2 separate regions of the Homo sapiens genome follow, and region 2 is linked to region 1. Evidence: chromatin loops called from intact Hi-C (ENCODE). Cell type or tissue: CD4-positive, alpha-beta T cell. All regions are shown on one strand. Each heading gives the region's core, and the rest is flanking DNA. Links, peaks and the distances in the headings are about the cores only. Region 1 overlaps RASA1 (RAS p21 protein activator 1). Region 2 overlaps RASA1 (RAS p21 protein activator 1).

Region 1 (2,932 bases), core at 176-2,675:
GTTGAGGAAATGGTGTGATACAGTCCATACTCATAGTCATATAGTTATTTAGTGAAAGAGCTAGGATTAGGACTCCTAATTCCTAGATTAGTATTCTGTATTCTACAGTAAAAGAGATATTTACTCCATATAGGCAAACAGTATTCGTACTGAAGCATCTTACTATGATAGTTTTCCTATAAAATTTGTTAGTTACAACTTTTAGTTTGGGTTTCCCTCTCCTTGCTGTACCACCATCTTCTCCATCCTGATTACTTCAAGAAATTGCACTATAGTTGAACTTTTCTTGAGCTCTTGGAATTCTGGATCAAATTTAACAAGATAACCTTTAAAGAAAAGTGAAAATTACTCAATGTATACAGAAAAATAATAATAACAACCCAAACCAGAATAAGGAGACATGACCTCACATCAGTACAAGGGATCAAGGAAAAAGTTAGCAACTCAGTATGAGTGAATAATGTGATGTGGTTGCTAAAAATGAATATAGTAACATTATAAATTAATAGTGGAGTAATTCCACGTCATTTATAAACAATTTTCACTCCAATATGTAGAATAACTTTCATGATGGGCTTTATTAGAGGGTAGTGAATTCTTTGTAGATTGAAAAACCATTTGGACATTGTCTAGTCTGTGAAGATGTTTCGGGCATTCAGTTAGTGGTTAGATTTAAGGAATTTCTCCTTCTAAAATTCTAATTACAGTTCCCCAAACACATTTATACTTTCATGTATTAACTCTAGAATGTATGCTCTCTGAGGGGAGGGATTTTTGTCTCTGATTCACTGATGTATTACCATTGCCTAGAATAGTGTCTGGCATTAGTAGGCATTCAGAAAATGTTTGTTGAGTAAATGAATGTTTCTATGTTTATAGTTTTCCCTCTTCCTTGACATTCTTGCCCTGATAGATTGCCTTGTAAAATTTGATTCATCTTTATGAGCTCAGTTCATATGTCATCCCTGTTTCACAGAGGATTTATGCCTTTCTGGAGTCTCTTAGGCAAAATTGTTTCCTTCTGTATTTCCATAGCACCTTGCTAATTCTGCATTCTGTTACACTGTCTAAAATTAATAATTGTGTAAAACTCTTCTACAAGAGATTAACTCCTTTTGGGCAGTGACACAATGATAATGCTATTCATTTTTATAGTTTTTTTTTTTAAGCCTACTCCCTTGGATATAGTAACATTCAGTGAGTGTTTGATTTTAGTTTGATTAGGTATTTAATGAGTGAGGACCAAATTGTGAGAAGTAAATCCACATGTAGTTAGACCATTTTTCTCCATAATAGTGGAATGAGTAACACTATTGTATCTTAAATCAGAGGAATATAGAATAAAATAAAGTTCAAAACATAGTAAAAGGGGGATGTCTTTTATATTGAAAGTAGAAGTTGATGTTCACTTTTTACGGGCTCAGAATGTCTTACTGAAGAGGTAGCATTTGAGATAGTTCCTTCCCAGATTGGTTAGGTATTTATCTAACAAGTAGAAAGCAAAAAGTGGAAAGTACATTCTAAGAACAAAAAGTACAAGCTACAGTGGTGGGAGATTGGCAAATAGGAAGTTATGTGTGACCATGGTATAGGAACCAAAAAACAATTGGTAGTATGAGACAGGAAATGTAGACTTGAGTCCTGTGGTAAACGACTTCAGTTGCAGAATGAGAAATTTGTAGGCAGTAGAGAGGTGTTTTTTTTTTGTTTGGTTTTTCTTAATGTAGGGCACAGCTGCTGTTGAAACTGATGTATCCAGATTAGAGTGGTGGAGTAGGACATAATTATATTAGTTGGGCTGTTGTTTAAGAAAAGTCGATAAGAGGGCCTGAGTTAGGGTAATGGCAACAAGAAAAGATTAAGAGAGGTTTGGAAAGATATTTACTGAACAGAAACATCTTTTTTTATATAAACATAAATAAGGATAGTGTGGGGATATGTTTGCAGATACGATTTTCATGAATTTTAATAAAAATTGATTAATAGTTAATTATATAAAATACTGTCTTAATGTCTTCCCTTTAGGGCCGGGAAGAAGATCCACATGAAGGAAAAATGTGAGTTTGTGTTAATTATTAAAATGAAAAAAAAAATCTATATTGTAAATTTACTAATTGGAAAACTTTGGCCAAAAAAATTGTTTTTTAAGGTTTTGGACTGACTTAACTTTTAAATTTGGCTTAGGGAACTGATTTCTAAATATTTTCTTAAGGATCTAGTGATAAAGTCTTGTTTTTAAATAAAAGGTAGCTGATAACTAAATATAACTCTTTTTATCACCACACTGAAGACTTTGAATAAACACTACATTTATAACATTATGAATGTCACAATTTGGCACATTTTAAAATTATTCATAGTATTTCTTGGTTATTCATAGTATTTCTTGTTTTATAGCCACATCTTTTATCCCCCCAAAATAACGGTTCTTCACAATTTTAATAAGATTCAGCAAGGTCTTTTTTTTTCATAATCTTCAGACTGATTTTATGTATATGTAAGTTTTCTTTTGAAGATCTGAACCATTAATCCCAATTCTCTCTTACTCACATTTTAATAGACTATTCATCTCCTAATATCTTTTCAGTACAACATTTTTTCTTATCTTTCAGCATTTAGGGATGGAACTTGAGGCTTGCCTCAAGTGTTTGCTTTTTCTGTTTTCTAACCATTAGAATATAAAAACATTCAACTGACTACTCCATTTGCAGTCACCTTGTTTAATGCTTCACCCTTCTGTAAGTGGAATATGTAAGATATATTCTGAGTTCATTTTTATTGTTTCTTGTAGCTACAAAATAGATTCCATTAGTGAGACTGTACCCTGCTGTTTGTATTAGTTTGAAGTCTCCTCTCTACCTATATCAGGAGTTTCAAATTCTTTTTTGTTATTTTTTCTTTTTTTTTTTTTTTGAGACAGAGTCTTGCTCTG
Region 2 (2,932 bases), core at 333-2,832, 52 kb after region 1:
GACTGAATAATAGAGACTTATGTTTTGAGGGGAATTGTGGTAATATTTTATGCATCCTTTTGCTTTGATACAGTTTTTTTCAAATCCAGGTTCCCATCCTGAAATTGCTGACCGAGCTTTCATTTATTTTCATACCATTTTTCCTCTGTCTAGCACGTATTGAAAAAGCTTCTGGCTATAACAGAACTGCTTCAACAAAAACAAAACCAGTATACAAAAACCAATGATGTCAGGTAGCAGCCTTCGCCCCAGTGTTCTGCATGGATTCAGCATGTCCAACATGGTAATTCACTTCAGTTTAATGTCTCCTTTGCTCTTGCCAAAAAATAGCACACTTTTCCACATTCCAGTGATGTGTGAGCTATGCAAACAAAATCCAAGATTCTGCTGGTGAATAACTATGCCAGCAACCTTGTAAGCTATCTGTGCAGGATATTTGCACTATTTCCACATGGAATCAATCTTTAACAACCTCTGAGCCTTGGTGTACAGACCACCTTTCACAAAACGAAATGCTATGACTGTATCTTGATATCTCGAACTTTCAAAATATATTTTCAGTACACCCAGTTGCCAAAGTTTTGCTGTCTCTTAGAGAAAGAACTATGAAATCAACTGACAAGAAACACATTCTTATTGACAATTGTGTATAACTGGATTGCAGACTGTTCTTACTGTAACTACTTCCTGATTAGGAATATGACCATTTGACTGTTCAATGATTATTTGTATTTACAGTTTCCAGAGTTTGTCATTATAATAGGAACAATCTTTGCTGTATACTTTTAAAAAATACTCTGCTATTTCTCTTGCTGGAACTGTTGAAAGAAAATATATAGAATGATCTATTGCTCATCAGCTTTATTTTTTAAACATACGACTTATTTTGTTGAAATTGTCAAAGACTGTATTTAGATCTCATAATGCTTTGTTAAATGTTTACAAGTAAATAGTTTGAATTCAGTAAATATTATTGGTTGTTGTATTGATCAATGCATGTTACCCATTCAACCATTTTATAGACTACCAATTTCTTTTATGTTAACTAGAATGCTTTTGTTAAAAGTTATTTGTTCATTATTTGTGCTACCCCTTTGATTATGCAGACAACCTCATCAGCTGCCTAACTTATCCATCTTTGAACTTCTGACTACTTGTTGTATCTGCTGGATATTTAGTTCAACTGTATAGTTTTATTTACTTCTGTATGTGTATTTTTGTGAAGTATTCACAAAGGTTAAGTTAAAATAAAACCAAGGGATATCTTGCATAATTGATTACTTCTGTCTAAAAGAGCTAAGCATTTAATTTATTTATTTTCTTCCTCCTTCAGGGGCAGTTTAAACCTTAGCATCAGAGCAAGGCCCAGGGAGAAGCTGAAGCTTTAGATTAGTATTTTTGCTAATGGCCTCTTTTGAAAAGGATTTTATAAATGCAATAATTCCTTCCCTCTCATAATTGTGCAGGGCAGATAGATAGGACATATGGAACATACGTGGCAGAATGACATTGGTAATCAAAGTGAGTGAGACAGGAACCCAAGGAGGTGTTCCCACAGTAAGGAAAGCCCTAGATTCCAAGAGCAACACTTTATGCTATTCCTCTAATGTATAAAATACAGGAAAAAAAAATGCTAAGGGCTTAAAAGATGTCTGCTTAGTAGTTCCAAGCTACAAAAGGCAGTTATTTCTATGGGGGCTGCTAACCTATGTGGCTTCAATCACCGTTTAACACTGATACCAAAAATCTCAACATGTCCCATGCTCCTTTTCCTTGAAATCAGCTCAATTCATTCCATTCTCTCCCTTCTTGGCTCTTTTATCAAATTACTCTCCTTTCCACCCCTTCTGTTTTTTAGCTGGACTTGGACCAACATAGTATCCCAGGTGGTCTCCTTCCTTGGTTACATGATAGAAGACAGGGAGGATATGGATTAGTCAAGATATTTTTGCTGTGCACTTTGGCTCCCATTTATCACACCTCAATCTTTAGCCATACTAACCTGTCATTCCTCAGTCTGAAATCCTTCTCCCTTTTATTTAAAATCACAAACCTGACTTACCCTGCTTCTTATATTTTAACATCATTTGTCTCTCAAGTTGAAATGGAAACTTGTTACTTACCTTTGTAGGCCCTCTAGTAACTAGCTTGTCAGTGTTGAAATAAAATCTCTCACACTTTAACGTTTTTAATGGGGCTGGGTGGGAAAATTTTCAGTGATAAGTGTGGACCTTGCTCTGATGCCAAAGTTTGGCGATCTGAAAGGGAAAATGAGACAAATTGTGAACATCTTGTAATTCTGTCTAGAGCCTAGCAGCAATATATTTAACTAGGACTGCGATGGAGGATTTATAACTTTTGGCTTCTTCCACTCTGCTTTTGTAAAAATCTCACATCACGAATTTTATTCCTTTCACTCTGGAATGAGAAAAAAAAAAAACCCACAAAACTCAAGCCTACAGTGTAAAGAATTATTGTTAGAGAGATGAATATGCATATAGTAAGTATTGCCTTAAAATAGATGTAACTATAATGGTACCTACCTTTCTGGAAAGTACAGCCTGGGATGTACTGAGACTGAGGAGGTGTGTGTATTTGTGCAATTTAATTAGATTCAGGACACTTGAATTACTCGGAATTCCTTCAAGCCAGTTTTCCTGAAAAAAATCTGGCTTGGTAAACAGACGTCCACAGTTTGGTTCCAATTATAATAGTTAACACTTACTGAATACTAGTGTATGCAGGTACTATTCTAATTAATCCTATGAAGAGTAGGCATTTTTATCTTCCCCATTTTCAGTGTGGGAAACTGGCACTTAGAGGTTTAATAACTTACCAAGGTCACATAGTGAAATACAGCTGGCCATGATTCATATGTAAGTAATTTGCTGTAATAGTCTGTGCTTTCATATTTTTATATTGACTCATTTCA

The links. Hi-C counts contacts between places; a loop is a spot of excess contacts. Peaks named below come from ENCODE experiments on the same cell type or tissue, not always from the same donor. Only the 100,000 strongest peaks of a DNase experiment are listed, where the experiment ranks them.
Region 2: a loop joins it to region 1, with 3 times the contacts of the local background. A loop is called at or near these places in 7 of 110 quality-filtered maps.

Annotation. Positions count from the first base shown.
Region 1 is chr5:87,339,265-87,342,196 of GRCh38, forward strand. It overlaps RASA1 (RAS p21 protein activator 1), which reads left to right. Exons shown (of 25, transcript NM_002890.3): 6 at 2,026-2,057. It also overlaps a transcript of CCNH not described here. Among named protein-coding and RNA genes, the nearest start is that of CCNH, 72 kb to the right of the region's middle. In CD4-positive, alpha-beta T cell, for the core only: no CTCF peak of the experiment used is centred there; a DNase peak (open chromatin) is centred at 1,627; H3K4me3 peaks cover 437 bases; H3K27ac peaks cover 1,642 bases.
Region 2 is chr5:87,390,647-87,393,578 of GRCh38, forward strand. RASA1 (RAS p21 protein activator 1) reads left to right here. Exons shown (of 25, transcript NM_002890.3): 25 at 154-1,270. The coding sequence ends at 237. It also overlaps a transcript of CCNH not described here. Among named protein-coding and RNA genes, the nearest start is that of CCNH, 21 kb to the right of the region's middle. In CD4-positive, alpha-beta T cell, for the core only: no CTCF peak of the experiment used is centred there; no DNase peak of the experiment used is centred there.